Regions from separate parts of the Homo sapiens genome. Here region 1 is linked to region 2. Evidence: chromatin loops called from intact Hi-C (ENCODE). Cell type or tissue: Caco-2. All regions are shown on one strand.

Region 1 (8,000 bases), 270 kb after region 2:
CTTCTGCCCTCTTGCCTTTCTGCCACTCTTTGAGTTCCCGTCCTTAATTGAAGAGCCAGTGACTATTGGCTGAAGTTCCCCCAGCGATTTGCATGAACCGAGAGGGAGTGTCTTCTGCCGCCCTCCCTTCAAGAGCGCTCTGACTGCAGCCTCCCAGGGAATGCGCGGCCGAGGGAATGCGCGCAGCTCACAGGCCCTGGGAGTGAGCTGGTGCCCGGCGACCTGGCACCCGCGCCTGGATATGGGGCGTCTACATCGTCCCAGGAGCAGCACCAGCTACAGGAACCTGCCGGTAAGGGTTAGGGTCAAGGAACCCCGCGACCCCGACAAGTTGCAGTATTGTGAAGCAATTCCCACTCGGATGGTTTTTCAAACCTTCTACCTTTATCTAAACTTCACGGGAAGGATGGCGCCGGGAGGGAAAGGGAGTTTGGGATAATGTGTCTTCCTTTTAACAAGGAATAGGGAAGTCCGTGGGTCATGAGAGGAAGTTTCTGAAGCAAGAAATGTATCCAGATAAGGTCGAGGGCATCGGGGGTGCGCTCAATCCGCTTTAGCTACAGGGGTTCGGGATCGTTTCCTGCTGCTGGCGTCTGGCTATGAATGCCTACTGCAATTGACAAATTGTTTTTGCATAGCCATTTTCCGCGTTTACTTTGCTTCCCCCTAAGGGAGGGGGATTAGTGACTGCTTGGTAAGGGGTGGAAATCCAGATCCTTTCGGTTTGATTTCAGATGTGTGCTAAAATAAAAATCACTCTTTCCGACCTAAGACCTAAAGTGTTGGAGGTGGAGGAGGAAGTGTTGGTATTTTTTCTATATTATTATTATTATTGCGATTGTGGTTGTTTTTATGGTTCTCTTAGTAAGGGATGTAACACACTGCGTGTTCCAGCACTCTAATGGCAGAATCACTTCAAGGAGAAATAAATTGCCCACCTTTCAGTGCTCTCTACTACCAGCCCCCTCCCTCCCCATCACCTACCCTGGGTTTCCGTGTCGCTTTGCGCAGTCTCTGAGTCGGAATCCTCTCCACTCCGGTGTGTGTTTCCAGGGATGTTTTACGGTTTGGGATTCTGAATGTTAGCTGGATGAGGGTGGTGATGGGGAAACGAGGGGGGAAGGCGGGGGCGGAGGGGATAGAAAGTGAACAGCAAAATTAAGTTTTGGAGACGATATTGCCCCACAGATCTCTCCTTCGCAGCAGGGTTCTTCTCCGCCCCCGTTCTAATTAGAGGTTTTGCTTCTGGGAACGGGGATGGGGACAGCAAGGATCACAGGGGCGCTAGTTTCTCTCTCGGACCCCTATTTCCCCGTGTGTGTAATGAGCTTTCTTCCCTCCCCCAACTCCAGCATCTGTTTCTGTTTTTCCTCTTCGTGGGACCCTTCAGCTGCCTCGGGAGTTACAGCCGGGCCACCGAGCTTCTGTACAGCCTAAACGAGGGACTACCCGCGGGGGTGCTCATCGGCAGCCTGGCCGAGGACCTGCGGCTGCTGCCCAGGTCTGCAGGGAGGCCGGACCCGCAGTCGCAGCTGCCAGAGCGCACCGGTGCTGAGTGGAACCCCCCTCTCTCCTTCAGCCTGGCCTCCCGGGGACTGAGTGGCCAGTACGTGACCCTAGACAACCGCTCTGGGGAGCTGCACACTTCAGCTCAGGAGATCGACAGGGAGGCCCTGTGTGTTGAAGGGGGTGGAGGGACTGCGTGGAGCGGCAGCGTTTCCATCTCCTCCTCTCCTTCTGACTCTTGTCTTTTGCTGCTGGATGTGCTTGTCCTGCCTCAGGAATACTTCAGGTTTGTGAAGGTGAAGATCGCCATCAGAGACATCAATGACAACGCCCCGCAGTTCCCTGTTTCCCAGATCTCGGTGTGGGTCCCGGAAAATGCACCTGTAAACACCCGACTGGCCATAGAGCATCCTGCTGTGGACCCAGATGTAGGCATTAATGGGGTACAGACCTATCGCTTACTGGACTACCATGGTATGTTCACCCTGGACGTGGAGGAGAATGAGAATGGGGAGCGCACCCCCTACCTAATTGTCATGGGTGCTTTGGACAGGGAAACCCAGGACCAGTATGTGAGCATCATCATAGCTGAGGATGGTGGGTCTCCACCACTTTTGGGCAGTGCCACTCTCACCATTGGCATCAGTGACATTAATGACAATTGCCCTCTCTTCACAGACTCACAAATCAATGTCACTGTGTATGGGAATGCTACAGTGGGCACCCCAATTGCAGCTGTCCAGGCTGTGGATAAAGACTTGGGGACCAATGCTCAAATTACTTATTCTTACAGTCAGAAAGTTCCACAAGCATCTAAGGATTTATTTCACCTGGATGAAAACACTGGAGTCATTAAACTTTTCAGTAAGATTGGAGGAAGTGTTCTGGAGTCCCACAAGCTCACCATCCTTGCTAATGGACCAGGCTGCATCCCTGCTGTAATCACTGCTCTTGTGTCCATTATTAAAGTTATTTTCAGACCCCCTGAAATTGTCCCTCGTTACATAGCAAACGAGATAGATGGTGTGGTTTATCTGAAAGAACTGGAACCCGTTAACACTCCCATTGCGTTTTTCACCATAAGAGATCCAGAAGGTAAATACAAGGTTAACTGCTACCTGGATGGTGAAGGGCCGTTTAGGTTATCACCTTACAAACCATACAATAATGAATATTTACTAGAGACCACAAAACCTATGGACTATGAGCTACAGCAGTTCTATGAAGTAGCTGTGGTGGCTTGGAACTCTGAGGGATTTCATGTCAAAAGGGTCATTAAAGTGCAACTTTTAGATGACAATGATAATGCTCCAATTTTCCTTCAACCCTTAATAGAACTAACCATCGAAGAGAACAACTCACCCAATGCCTTTTTGACTAAGCTGTATGCTACAGATGCCGACAGCGAGGAGAGAGGCCAAGTTTCATATTTTCTGGGACCTGATGCTCCATCATATTTTTCCTTAGACAGTGTCACAGGAATTCTGACAGTTTCTACTCAGCTGGACCGAGAAGAGAAAGAAAAGTACAGATACACTGTCAGAGCTGTTGACTGTGGGAAGCCACCCAGAGAATCAGTAGCCACTGTGGCCCTCACAGTGTTGGATAAAAATGACAACAGTCCTCGGTTTATCAACAAGGACTTCAGCTTTTTTGTGCCTGAAAACTTTCCAGGCTATGGTGAGATTGGAGTAATTAGTGTAACAGATGCTGACGCTGGACGAAATGGATGGGTCGCCCTCTCTGTGGTGAACCAGAGTGATATTTTTGTCATAGATACAGGAAAGGGTATGCTGAGGGCTAAAGTCTCTTTGGACAGAGAGCAGCAAAGCTCCTATACTTTGTGGGTTGAAGCTGTTGATGGGGGTGAGCCTGCCCTCTCCTCTACAGCAAAAATCACAATTCTCCTTCTAGATATCAATGACAACCCTCCTCTTGTTTTGTTTCCTCAGTCTAATATGTCTTATCTGTTAGTACTGCCTTCTACTCTGCCAGGCTCCCCGGTTACAGAAGTCTATGCTGTCGACAAAGACACAGGCATGAATGCTGTCATAGCTTACAGCATCATAGGGAGAAGAGGTCCTAGGCCTGAGTCCTTCAGGATTGACCCTAAAACTGGCAACATTACTTTGGAAGAGGCATTGCTGCAGACAGATTATGGGCTCCATCGCTTACTGGTGAAAGTGAGTGATCATGGTTATCCCGAGCCTCTCCACTCCACAGTCATGGTGAACCTATTTGTCAATGACACTGTCAGTAATGAGAGTTACATTGAGAGTCTTTTAAGAAAAGAACCAGAGATTAATATAGAGGAGAAAGAACCACAAATCTCAATAGAACCGACTCATAGGAAGGTAGAATCTGTGTCTTGTATGCCCACCTTAGTAGCTCTGTCTGTAATAAGCTTGGGTTCCATCACACTGGTCACAGGGATGGGCATATACATCTGTTTAAGGAAAGGGGAAAAGCATCCCAGGGAAGATGAAAATTTGGAAGTACAGATTCCACTGAAAGGAAAAATTGACTTGCATATGCGAGAGAGAAAGCCAATGGATATTTCTAATATTTGATATTTCATGGTGGAATAACACAGAGAAATGTTTTAACTGACTTTGGATCTTCATCACCTAAAAAAGAGTGTGTTGATGGCAGTTCCAATGAAGGACAACTAATTTATAACTTGTTCTATATTGTAAATAGCTGTTTACAGGTTTTTAAATTTAAATTCAGAGGTTATAAAATGTGTACAGCATTTTTAAGTGAAAATTAGTACTAACAGCTATAGGACTTGTATTTAAAAAAAAAAAAAAAGCTTGGACATGGTTTGCAGCTTTCATACACCAAGCAGATGATTGATAAAACCTGGGAGTAAGGTAAGAAAAATGGAACAAATTTTTATCTAAAAATTCCTGTCACCACAAGAGGGCATCAGCTGCTCCTTTGCAGGAAACTGGGGTATTGTACTTGGCAGTTGTACATGAAATTAATGAAAGAGTATATTTTAAATATATTGTTTTTAACATTAAACAAATATGAAATTAAAGTAAATTAAATTTCACCCTATTTAAACATATGATAAAAAAAGAAATGCACTTGTAAACAGAATGTTTATTACCTCATAAGTGCATATATAGTGTGAAAGAGAAGGCATTAAAAAGAAGTGCAATTCCTTTTTAGCAAGGATAAAATCATTGCCTTGTGTTACAGATTCAGCCTGCTGAAGAGTATTCCACTTTCTGTGTACTCGAATTGCTTTCTGTTTGCTTTACCACTGCACTTGTTATTATTACAAGGGAAATAGATTTATACATACATATATATATTCTTCATTACAGGAAATGTAACTAGATATTGTGCCCAAGAAAAACAGCCAGAAGCAAAGAAATGCTTCAATCTTTAGTTGCTTCATAGGCATTCATGACATTTTAGTGCTTTCACAACTTGTTGGTCGTACTTTATACTTGGGTTATATATTAGACTTTTATAGGCTTGAAATCATCCATCACATAAGAAAATAGAAATCATATTAAAAGTGAATTCTTCTAGAGGCTTGTGTACACTACTGGTTGTTTTAGTTGGGCCTTTTATATGAAAGTTATACTGTACTTATCTTTTTGTTGTTGTTTAGGTTTGTTGACTACCATTTCTGGCTTCCTTTCTTTGGTTTTGGATTAAATCCAACAGTTTATTTGTAAGCCCTGCAGCAGATTTCTTTGATAATTTAGCTTTTACTGAATCTCTTGCAATGAAGAAAGCTATTTCATCAGTGATTTATCACTTTCAATTCATTGTGTGAGCTGGAAATATTATTTTATATGAGAGCTATAGCAAAATAATCTGTATAAACAAGGAATGTGTTAGCTTAAACTGGATCATTTTACTTTTTGGCATCATGCATCTGTACTGTACCAAAAGTGTTTATATGTCTGCAAATTAAAGGTATATATTTTCATAATTTCTTTCTCACTTTTAGCATTTTATATTTGAACATGGGCTTGTTATTTCACTGAAGTGCCTGTCATTTGTTTGTTTTTAGGGTTAAATGTGGGTAACCTGTAGTATTCTGCTATACTAAAGTTTATATTAAATGAATTCATTACTCAATTAAACATTGGGTAAATTATTAAATGTGTGTGTAGTTATAGACATATATATAGTAGAAAGAGAGTATGCCTAAATGTTTGATGTAAGTTCATATGAAAATTTGCACCCATGTATGTGCACATGCATATTAATTTATTATAGATTTAATATCATTATAAATTTTCATTTTACTACAGATTTATAACAAATCCTCTGTTAGCTGTGTTGCAATAGCTTGCAATAATTTTTAAAACAAAAATACTCTACAAAAAAGACATTGAATGCAAACAACCAAGTTCTTTTAGATTTGTATTAATTAACTCATTTATCTTATTTTTCTTCAATTTGAGAATTTCAATAAATAAAATAATAAGTATATGAGGCAGCAATGTTTGTTACAAAAAGTAAATATATTTTTATTGGAAATTCCTTTTGTACGAGAGGCATCTGAGCTAAGAGACTAAGATCATTTAACCCCCAAAACTTTTCATTTATAACTGATATGTAGCAATGGAGGAAACATCTCTTACTAGTCATATTTTATTTCTTATTTCTCTTTTTTAAAGAAAGGAACTTCATGAGATAAAAGTAACACTATTTATTTTTAAGAAGCCTCCATAAGTGCAATAATTTTACCATCAGTATAAATAGCACAATTTTCGATTCATTTCCAAATCTGAAGAAGGTTCATGTGTTTTGGGGAATGGACTTGATCTCCAGCATGAGAAATGCCTGTAACATTAATAAAAAGATGTATTTCTGAATAACTTCTTGTGGCAGGATTTCCTTTACAAAAACATCTCATTCACATTAAAAACATTAATAGCGAGGAAAGCTAAACTAAATTAAACTAAAAGATAAAAGCCCCTTTTTACTGACACCTTGTGCTAGAATAGTTGCCAAAATGTATGCTAATCATGTCAATGTTGTTAGTTGAGCTGGCACAAAAATAAATGTTCCATTCATTAAAACCCCTAATATCCATTTAACAGTTTGTGAACCAATGAGTTCTCTTTGCCCAATTTAATGAAGAAGAGATTGCTGTGATCTTTGCACTGCCAAATTCACTCTTACACTACAGAGAAAATTGTTCATTAATTTGAATTGGGAAGTTTAAAACCAACATAGCAATTTCAGCTACAGGGAAAAAAACAATTTACGTTATTTGACTACTTAGGGTAGATTTCCTGACCCTATTAAAAAAAAAAAAAAAAAAAAAAAAGCCCTCCTGGCAGTTAGGCTTTCATCAATGGTAGTTGGAAAAGAAGAGAAAAATAAATTCTTTTTAAACAGTTTTGTAGTATTGATGCATTAAAAAATGTAAATTTTGAGTGTTTTAGATGTTCTACATGTATTTTAGGAAAACACCAGGCATGATTTTACTGTGAAATAACATCACTGGAAACAATTTTTAGGAGTGGTGTATGAAGCTGATTTGATTGCAGTAAGATCTCTCACAAGGATTCTAATTTGTGCTCCCAGAAAATGCCTAAATTGACAACTATAAAGGGGGAAATTAAGCAAACCTCTGTCCTCTGGATGTTCAGGTTCCGATCTCTCCTCCTGAGGTGAGGACTCTGTGAGGTCCTGATCCCTGGCAGACAATGGAGAATGTAATGAAACTGCAGCACCAACCAGCTGGTGTTCTTCAAATCGTTGGGCAGCCTCAATTCATGGAGGCCAGGGACATAAATACCTGAGCATTTTCATCGCTCTATGGTAAATTTGCTCACTGAAAAAAGTCAAAATTGCCACGAAATGCCATATTGCAGATCTAGGCATTCTCTGCCTAGCACTGTGCCTTTATGTGCAAGTAGTCAATAAATATTTATTGAAGAGAACTGATGGGCCCACAAGAAGACTCAGAGAAAAAATCAATTAAAACAATTTGGATTCCTGAGCTAAAAAGTCGCAGCACAGTATTTTTTTTTAGTTATTTCTATTTCTAATAACAAACCATGTATATTTTTCAGATAATATATACATAAATACATAACCTATAATCATTTTTAAATGTCACTTTTTGTATATATTGTCCTTATATAGTAGCATTTGTAAAATAGACTCCTAAACTAGGAACGTCTTCCTTTAAGGATATAAAACAAAATTGAGTGAACTTTAAAACTTAACCCACTAATGTCAAGAAGTAAGAATACCGTGGTGATTTCTAAAAAATCAGTCATACAGTCATTTATCCCATACATATTTTAGTACCCATATTACAACTCTTTTAATGAACTTACATCATCCTGTGGAAAGCCAATAAGAAAACCAGTTTCAAAACATATGTGATAAATGCCTATTCTTTGGATGCTATGTGAGCAGGACCTAACCCAATTTTGGAAAGTCAGAGAAGACTCCCTAAAGGAGGTGATGTCTATTTTGAACCCTTCTCATAAGAAGTTATGAGC
Region 2 (8,000 bases):
CTTTTAATTCATTTTTCTGGCCTAACTGCACTATCTGGGCTTTCCAGTACTATGTCAAATAGAAGTGGTGACAGTGAGCATCCTTGTTTCGTTCCTGATCTTACGAAAAGGTTTTTAGCTTTTTTATTGTTGAGTATGTTAACTGTGAGTTTGATATATGGCCTTTATTGTGTTGAGGAACGTTACAACTGTACCTAAATTGTTGAGAGTTTTTATCATAAAAGAATGTTCAATTCTGCCAAATTTTTTTTTGCATTAATTGAATTGGTCATGTGGCTTCTGTCCTTCATTTTGTTCACATTGTATATCATATTTATTGATTTGTGTATATTAAACCATCCTTGCATCCAACAAGTAAAGACCTCTGATCATGGTAGATAATACTTTAATGTGCTATTTATTTTACTTGATAGTTTTTGTCGAGAATTTTGAATCTATGTTCATCAGGGATATTGGCCTGATGAACATAGATTAAAGATAATTTTCTTTCTTGTGGTATCCTTGTCTGACTTTGGTAGGAAAATCATAGTTTCTTCATAAAATTCGTATGGAAGTATTCCCTGTTCTTGAATTTTCTGGAGGAGCTTGAGAATTATTGGTAGTAATTCATTAAACATTTGGTGGAATTCAATCATAAAGCCAAATGGTCCCCAGCTTTTATTTGATGAGAGACTTTTCATTAATAATTCAATTTCCTTACTTATTGTTGTTCTGTTTATATTTTCTATTTATTTATGATTCAGTCTTGGTAGATTGTATGTTTCCAGGAATGTATCAATTTCTTCTAAGTTACTCAGTTTTTCAGAGTATAATATTTCAGAGTAGTCTCTTACAATTGTATCTTGTGACACTGGTGGTAGTGTCTCTTCTTTCATTTCTACTTTTATTTACTTGAGGCTTCTCATTTTTAAAATTAAGTCTACTTAAAATTTGCCAATTTTGTTTATCTTTAAAGAAAACAGAAACTCTTAGTTATGTTGCTATTGTTTTTCTAGTCACTATTTTAATTTTTTCTGCTTTGATATTTATGATCCCTTCCTTCTACTAACTTTGGGTTTAGTTTGTTATTTTTTGATCTCTTGAGGTAAAACTTTTAAGTTTATTTGACATCTTTTTTCATGTTTTGATGTAAGGACCTAGTGCTATCATCTTCCCTCCTAGGGCTGTTTTTGCTGTATCCTATGGGTTTAGTACGTTGTGTTCCCATTTTCATTTGTCTAAAAATATTTTCTGTTTTTTGATTTATTCTGTGATTTTTTTTTGTTCAGGAATATGTTTAATATCAACATATTTGTGATTTTTTCAAAATGTATCCTGTTATTGAGTTCAAGTTTAATACTATTGTGGTCAGAAAAGATACTTGATATGATTTCAATCTTCTTAAATTTCTTAAAACTGATTTTGTGGCCTAATATATGGTTCATTTTGGTGAATATTTTATACGTATTTAAGAAGAAATTTGTATTCTGCTCTTGTTGGATAAGATGGTTGGTTTATGTCTTTTAGACCAATTTGGTTTAAAGTGTAGTCCAAGTCCACAGTTTCCTTGATGGCTAATTTAGCCACTGTTAAAAGTGGGGTACTGAAATTCCCAACTATTATTGCATTATTGTCTATCTCTCCTTTGTGATCTATTAAGATTTGCTTCATATAATTAGGTACTCTGATATTGGGTGCAAATATTTTATAATTGTTATATTCTGCTAATGAATTGACTGACCCTTTATTGTTATAACATTACCCTTTATGCCTCTTTCTACCATTTTTGAATTAAAGCTTAGTTTGTCTGATAAGTATAACTACCCTAACTACCCCTATTCTTTTTGGGGTTCATTTTTATATCTATTTTATATCTATTTATTTATATCTATTTTCCAACCCTTCAGTTTTAGTCTAGCTGTGTCACTAAAGCTGAAGTGAATCATGAATCCTTCATAGGGCATATAAAATTGAGGCTTGTTTTTTGTTGTTGTTTGTTCTTACCATTTGGCCACTCTGTCTTTTGATTGAAGAATTTAAACCCTTTTATATTAAGGAAATTATTTATAGGTAAGTCCTTACTACTGCTATTTTGTTTATAGTTTTCTGGTTGTTTTGTTGATCTTTTGTTCCTTTCTTTCTATGTCTTCCTCTATGGTTTAATGATTTTCTGTAATATGTTTGATTTCTTTGTCTTTATCTTTTATCTATGTTGGATAGATTTTTGCTTTTTGGGTTACCATGAGGCTTACATAAATCATTTATATATGTAACAAGCTATTTTAGGCTGTTAAGTTTGATCATATATAAAAACTCTAAACTTTTACTCCCCAACATACATTTTATGTCACAATTTATAAATTTTTATATTGTTTATCCACTAAGAAGTTATTGCAGCTACAGTAATTTTTAATACTGTTCTACATTTTAACCTTTATACTGGAGATATACATGATTTATACACTACTATTTCAATATTAAAGTATTCTAAAATTTGACTATGTACTTACTATTACCACTGAGCTTATACTTTTATATTTTCATGTTACTAATTAGCTTCCTTTTGTTTCAGCTTGAAGATCTCCCTTTAGCATTTCTCATAAAGCAGGTCTAGTAGGGTAAACTCCCTGAGCTTTTATTGTCTAGAAAAGTCTTTATCTCTCTTTCATTTCTGAACAACAGCTATGCAGTTTGTGATATTATCGGTTGGCATGTTTTTTTTTTTTTTATTAGTACTTTGAATGTATCGTCCTTATCTGCCTTTGCACTGAAAAATTTCTGCTGAGAAATCCTCTGGTAACCTTATGGTTATTCATATATATGGAACAATCATTTTTCTCTGTTGCATTCACAATTCTTTGTCTTTAATTTTTGATAGTTTAATTATAATATGCCTCGGTGTAGTCTTCATTGGCTTGATTATGATTAGAAAAATTTTAGCTTTCTATATCTCTATATTTATATCTTTCCCCAGATTTGAAATTTTTTTAATTACTATTTTTTAAAGAAGCTTTCAATCCCTTTCTCTCTTTCTTCTGCTTCTCGAGATGTGAAAGTTAGCTTTCTTGATGCTGTCCCATATATCTCATAGGGTTTCTTTACCCCTTTTTATTTTATTTCTTCTTTCTCCTTTGATTATATATTTTCAAATAAATTGTCTTTGAATTCAAAGATTCTTTCTTCTGGTTGATTAGTTTCACTGATGACAGTCTTTATTACATTTTTCATTTAACTCATTATTTTCAGCTCTAAAATTTGTTTGGTTCTTTATTAAAAAAAAATTAACCTGTTAAATTTTTCATTTTATTCGTTTACTGTTTCCTGGATGTCATTAAATTGTTTCCCTGTGCCCTCTTAGAGTTCACTGAGCTTCCTGAAAATAATTATTTTAAACTTTTTGTGAGACAATTTGAAGGTTTCAATTTTGTGGTGGGGAGGGCGGGGTCATTCACTAGGAAATTATTGTGTTCTTTTGGTGGTATATTCCCTTAGTTTTTCATATTTTTTTGCCTTGCCTTGATGTTGCGCATATGATAGAGCAGTCACTTCTTCCAGACTTTACATACTCTTTTCAGTGGGCAAAGATCTTCCCCTATGAGTGGGCTTGAGAGTGCTGGCTGTAAGCAGTGCAGCAGTTTAGGTTCTAGTGAGGACACGGAAGCATAGTTCTTATGCAGTTCTGTCAGCTGAGGTCACTGTTGGCTAAGATTGCAGGGATCCTCAGCAGCAAAGTGTTTAGGTATCCCTGGTGGCAGCAAAGGCAGTTGAGGTTTAAAATGGCAAAGGTTGCTAGGGTGCTCCTGCTACCTTTTTCTGCCACTGGAGAAGTCATGACCAAGGGGATCCCTTTTGGCACTGAAACCAACTTCTGGGCACGTTTGCAGTGGCAGCAGCATCATCATTGTCTGCTTCATGGTGCCAGTGAAGTGGCCATGGAGCCAAGGTCTGAAGCACAGGCACATGGGGATGAACCAAGGCTCCAGAGTCTGGGTGGTGGTGGCACCAGTGCCTGGGGCACAGGTCTTCCTGTTGCTACTTTGGTAATGATGTCCAAGGCATAGTGCTTGTGGAACAACCAAGAGGTTGTGTTCTGAAACATGGGCATACCCAGAGCTACAGAAGATCTGAGGTCTCTGATGTATTCTAACTTGCAGCAGCAGTGACTTTGGTGTTCCGCAAGTGGGCACAGCATGCCAGCAGCCATGGAGCTGGGATCTGGAGTGTGGATATGCAAGAAGCTATGTGAGTATGAGTCTGAGGTCTTGAGAAACTAGCTTGCTGTGGCAGTGGCTCTGATATCAGAGATGTGAGCACTCATGGAGCACCTGTGGAGCCAGCGTGCATTGTGCAAGTGTACACAGGAATAAAGTCCTGTAACCCGGGCTCCAAGATTGAGGGTGGAGCTACACTAGAGCAGCAGTGACTTCTGTGTCTGAGGTGTGAATGCATGTGATATGACCACAGAGTGGGGTCCCAGAACACAGGCAAATGTGGAGCAGCCATGAAGCCTGGTTCTGAGGTATGGCCATGCATGGAGCAACCATGGTTTCAGGGTATGGGGGCAGTGTTGGGAAGGGTGGCAAAACAGTGTCTTCTTCATGGGAGGGTGGTGGGAAGCAACTGCATCTCTGTTTCCTGGTGGTTTGTGATGAGGATGGTTGTTGGTTACCTCAGTGGCAAAAGCTGATGATGTCCTCTATTAAGCAGACCACTGTGGACTTCAGTGGCTATCTCCATGTGGCTGATATTGATAACCTCCATACTTTTTCTTTGTTCCTAGACATTTCCACACATCTCATGTCTGCCAGTCTTTCCAGCCACCATTTCTGTGCAGTGATTCTGGGCTTTTTTGCTCCGTAATGTTGCAACCAGTTCTTAAATGGACCCTTTATTTCTCCCAAGATTATTATCGTTCATGGATAATTACATATTTGTTATTTTGGGGGCAATATGTCTTGTATTATCTACTCCACCATCTTGCTCGTTGTTTTTTTCTTTTTCTTTTAGAGATGGGGTCTCGCTCTGTCATCTAGACTGGAGTACAGTGGTGCGATCATAGCTCACTGTAACCTCAGACTCCAAGGCTCAAGGGATCCTGCCACGTCAGGCTCCTGAGTATCTTTGACTACTGGTGTGTGCTACCATCCCTGGCTAATTTATTAAACTATTATAGAAACAGAGTCTCATCATGTTGCCCACACTGGTCTTGAACTCCTGGCCTCAAGTGACTCTCCTGCCTTGGCCTCCCAAAATGCTGGGATTATAGGCATGAGCTGCTGTGCCTGGCCAGAGTTTCTAATTCTTCATATGACACACAATTTTTCTTGCTGGCATGACTACAACATCAATGACCCTTAAATCTGCCAGGCAAATGTATTGTGTTTCTTGAATCTTTTCACTTATTTACTTACATTGATGACTGCCTTATACCTTATCCTTTTTCCTCAAACCTTCATCATGTCTAACCTTATCTGCAATCTTAGTATCCATATAGCTTTCTGACTGAGAGAATAAAAAGGAAAACCAAAAGACAATTTTTAGTTTGATCACTCACCTACCCATATCAGTGTGCATGCTCTGTTTCCCCTCCTAGTACTCCAGGGCTTACACTGTTCATAGCCTTGGCCAAGACTAATCCCTCCATTTTGCAGTAAATTGTTTTTACCCTTGAATAATCGAGAACATTTCCCCCAGAAATTCTGCTTATTTTATAAAAATTATTGGTTTTTCTCTCTTCACTGGATCATCTCTATGAAAATACAATGTATTATTTTTTTCTGTATTATATTTTTCTCTTGGCCTTTGTATTAGTCCATCTTTACACTGCTAAAGACATACACAAGACTGGGTAATTTACAAAAAAAAAAAAAAAAAAAGAGGTGTAATTGTACTCACCATTCCACATGGCTGGGGAGGACTCACAATCATGGCAGAAGGGAAGGAGGAGCAAATCACATTTTACAATGGCAGCAGGAAAAAAGAGAGCTTGTGTAAAGAAACTCATGTTTTTAAAACCATCAGATCTCATGAGACTCGTTCACTCTCACGAGAACAGCACAGGAAAGACCCACCACCATAATTCTGGCACCTCCCACTGGATTCTTCCCATTACATTTGGGAATTGTGGAAGTTACAAATCAAGATGAGATTTGGGTGGGGACACAGCCAAACTATATTATTCCACCCCAAATATCATGTCCTCACATTTCAAAACCAATCATGCCTTCCAAAGAGTACGCTAAAGTCTTAAATTATTTCACCATTAACTCAAAAGTCCACAGTCCAAACTCTATCTCAGACAAAGCAAGTCCCTTCCACCTATGAGCCTATAAAATCAAAAGTAAGTTAGTTACTTCCTAGATACAATGGGAGTATAGGCATTGGGTAAATGTAGCCATTCCAAATGGGAGAAATTGGGCAAAACCAAAGGGCTATAGGTCCCATGTAAGTCTGAAACCCAGCAGGGCAGTCAAGTCTTAAAGCTTCAAAATTTTCTCCTTTGATTCCATGTCTCACAGCCAGGTCATGCTGATGCAAGTAGGAGTTCCCATGGTCTTGGATAGCTCTGCCCCATAGCTTTGCAAGGTACAGCCTCCTTCCTGGCTGCTTTCACAGACTGGCATTGAGTGTCTGTGGCTTTTCCAGTTGCATGGTGCAACCTGTCACTGGATCTACCATTCTGGGGTCTGGAGGATGGTGGCCCTCTTCTCACAGCTTCACTAGGCAGGGCCCCAGTAGAAATTCTGTGTGGGGGTTCCAACCCCACATTTCCCTACCACACTGCCCTTGCAGAGGTCCTCCATGAGAGCCCTGCCCCTGCAGCAAACTTCTTCCTGGACATTCAAGCATTTCCAAACATCCTCTGAAATCTACATTGGCCCCTTACAGCCACGGCTGGAGCAGCTGGGACACAGGGCACCAATTCCCTAGGCTGCACACAGCATGGGGATACTGGGCCTGGTGCACAAAACCACTATTTCCTCCCAGGCCTCCAGGCCTGTGATGGGATGGGCTGCCATGAAGGACTCTGACATGCCCTGGAGACATTTTCTCCATTGTTTTGGGGATTAATATTCAGCTCCTTGTTACTTACACAAATTTCTGCTGCCAATTTGAATTTCTCCTCAAAAAATAGAATTTTCTTTTCTATTGCCTTTTCAGGCTGCAAGTTTTCTGACCTTTTATGCTCTGCTTCCCTTATAAAACTGAATTCCTTTAATAGCACTAAAGTCAACTCCTGGATGCTTTGCTGCTTAGAAATTTCTTCAGCCAGATAGCCTAAATCATCTCTCTCAAGTTCAACGTTCCACACATCTCTAGGGCAGGGGCAAAACGCTGCCAGTCTCTTTGCTAAAACATAACAAGAGTCACCTTTGCTCCAGTTCTCAACAAGTTCCTCATCTCCTTCTGAGACCACCTCAGCCAGAGTTTAATTGTCCATATCATTATCAGCATTTTGGTCAAAGCCATTCAACAAGTCTCTAGGGGCTTCCAAACTTTCCCACATTTTCCGATCTTCTGAGCCCTCCAAACTGTTCCAAACTCTGCCTGTTACCCCGTTCTAAAGTTACTTCCACATTTTTGGGTAGCTTTTCAGAAGCGCCCCACTCTACTGGTAACAATTTACTGTATTCATCCATTTTTACACTGCTGATAAAGACATAGCCAAGACTGGGTAATTTACAAAAGAAGGAGGTTTAATTGGACTCACAGTTCCATGTGGCTGGGGAGGCCTCACAATCATGGCAGAAGGCAAGAAACAGAAAGTCACATTTTTCGATGGCAGCAGGTAAAAAGAGAGCTCGTGCAGATAAACTCCCGTTTTTAAAACCATCAGATCTTGTGAGACTCATTCACCATTATGAGAAGATCACAATAAAGACCCACTCCCATAATTCAGTTACCTCCCACTGGGTTCCTCCCATGACATTTAGGAATTGTGGGAGTTACAATTCAAGATGAGATTTGGGTGGGGACACAGCCGAACCATATCAGCCTTATTATTCAAGCCAGCTACAACC

What was found. A loop is a pair of places that touch in the nucleus more often than their neighbours do. Peaks named below come from ENCODE experiments on the same cell type or tissue, not always from the same donor. Only the 100,000 strongest peaks of a DNase experiment are listed, where the experiment ranks them.
Region 1: a loop joins it to region 2, with 5 times the contacts of the local background. A loop is called at or near these places in 4 of 110 quality-filtered maps.

The regions. Positions count from the first base shown.
Region 1 is chr13:61,407,319-61,415,318 of GRCh38, reverse strand. It overlaps PCDH20 (protocadherin 20), which reads left to right. Exons shown (of 2, transcript NM_022843.4): 1 at 1-292; 2 at 1,353-5,634. The coding sequence starts at 161. The coding sequence ends at 4,076. Among named protein-coding and RNA genes, the nearest start is that of PCDH20, 4.5 kb to the left of the region's middle. In Caco-2, a CTCF peak has its summit at 4,412 (motif pointing right); a DNase peak (open chromatin) is centred at 28.
Region 2 is chr13:61,681,488-61,689,487 of GRCh38, reverse strand. No RefSeq gene overlaps it. Among named protein-coding and RNA genes, the nearest start is that of LINC02339, 260 kb to the right of the region's middle. In Caco-2, no CTCF peak of the experiment used is centred here; a DNase peak (open chromatin) is centred at 3,697.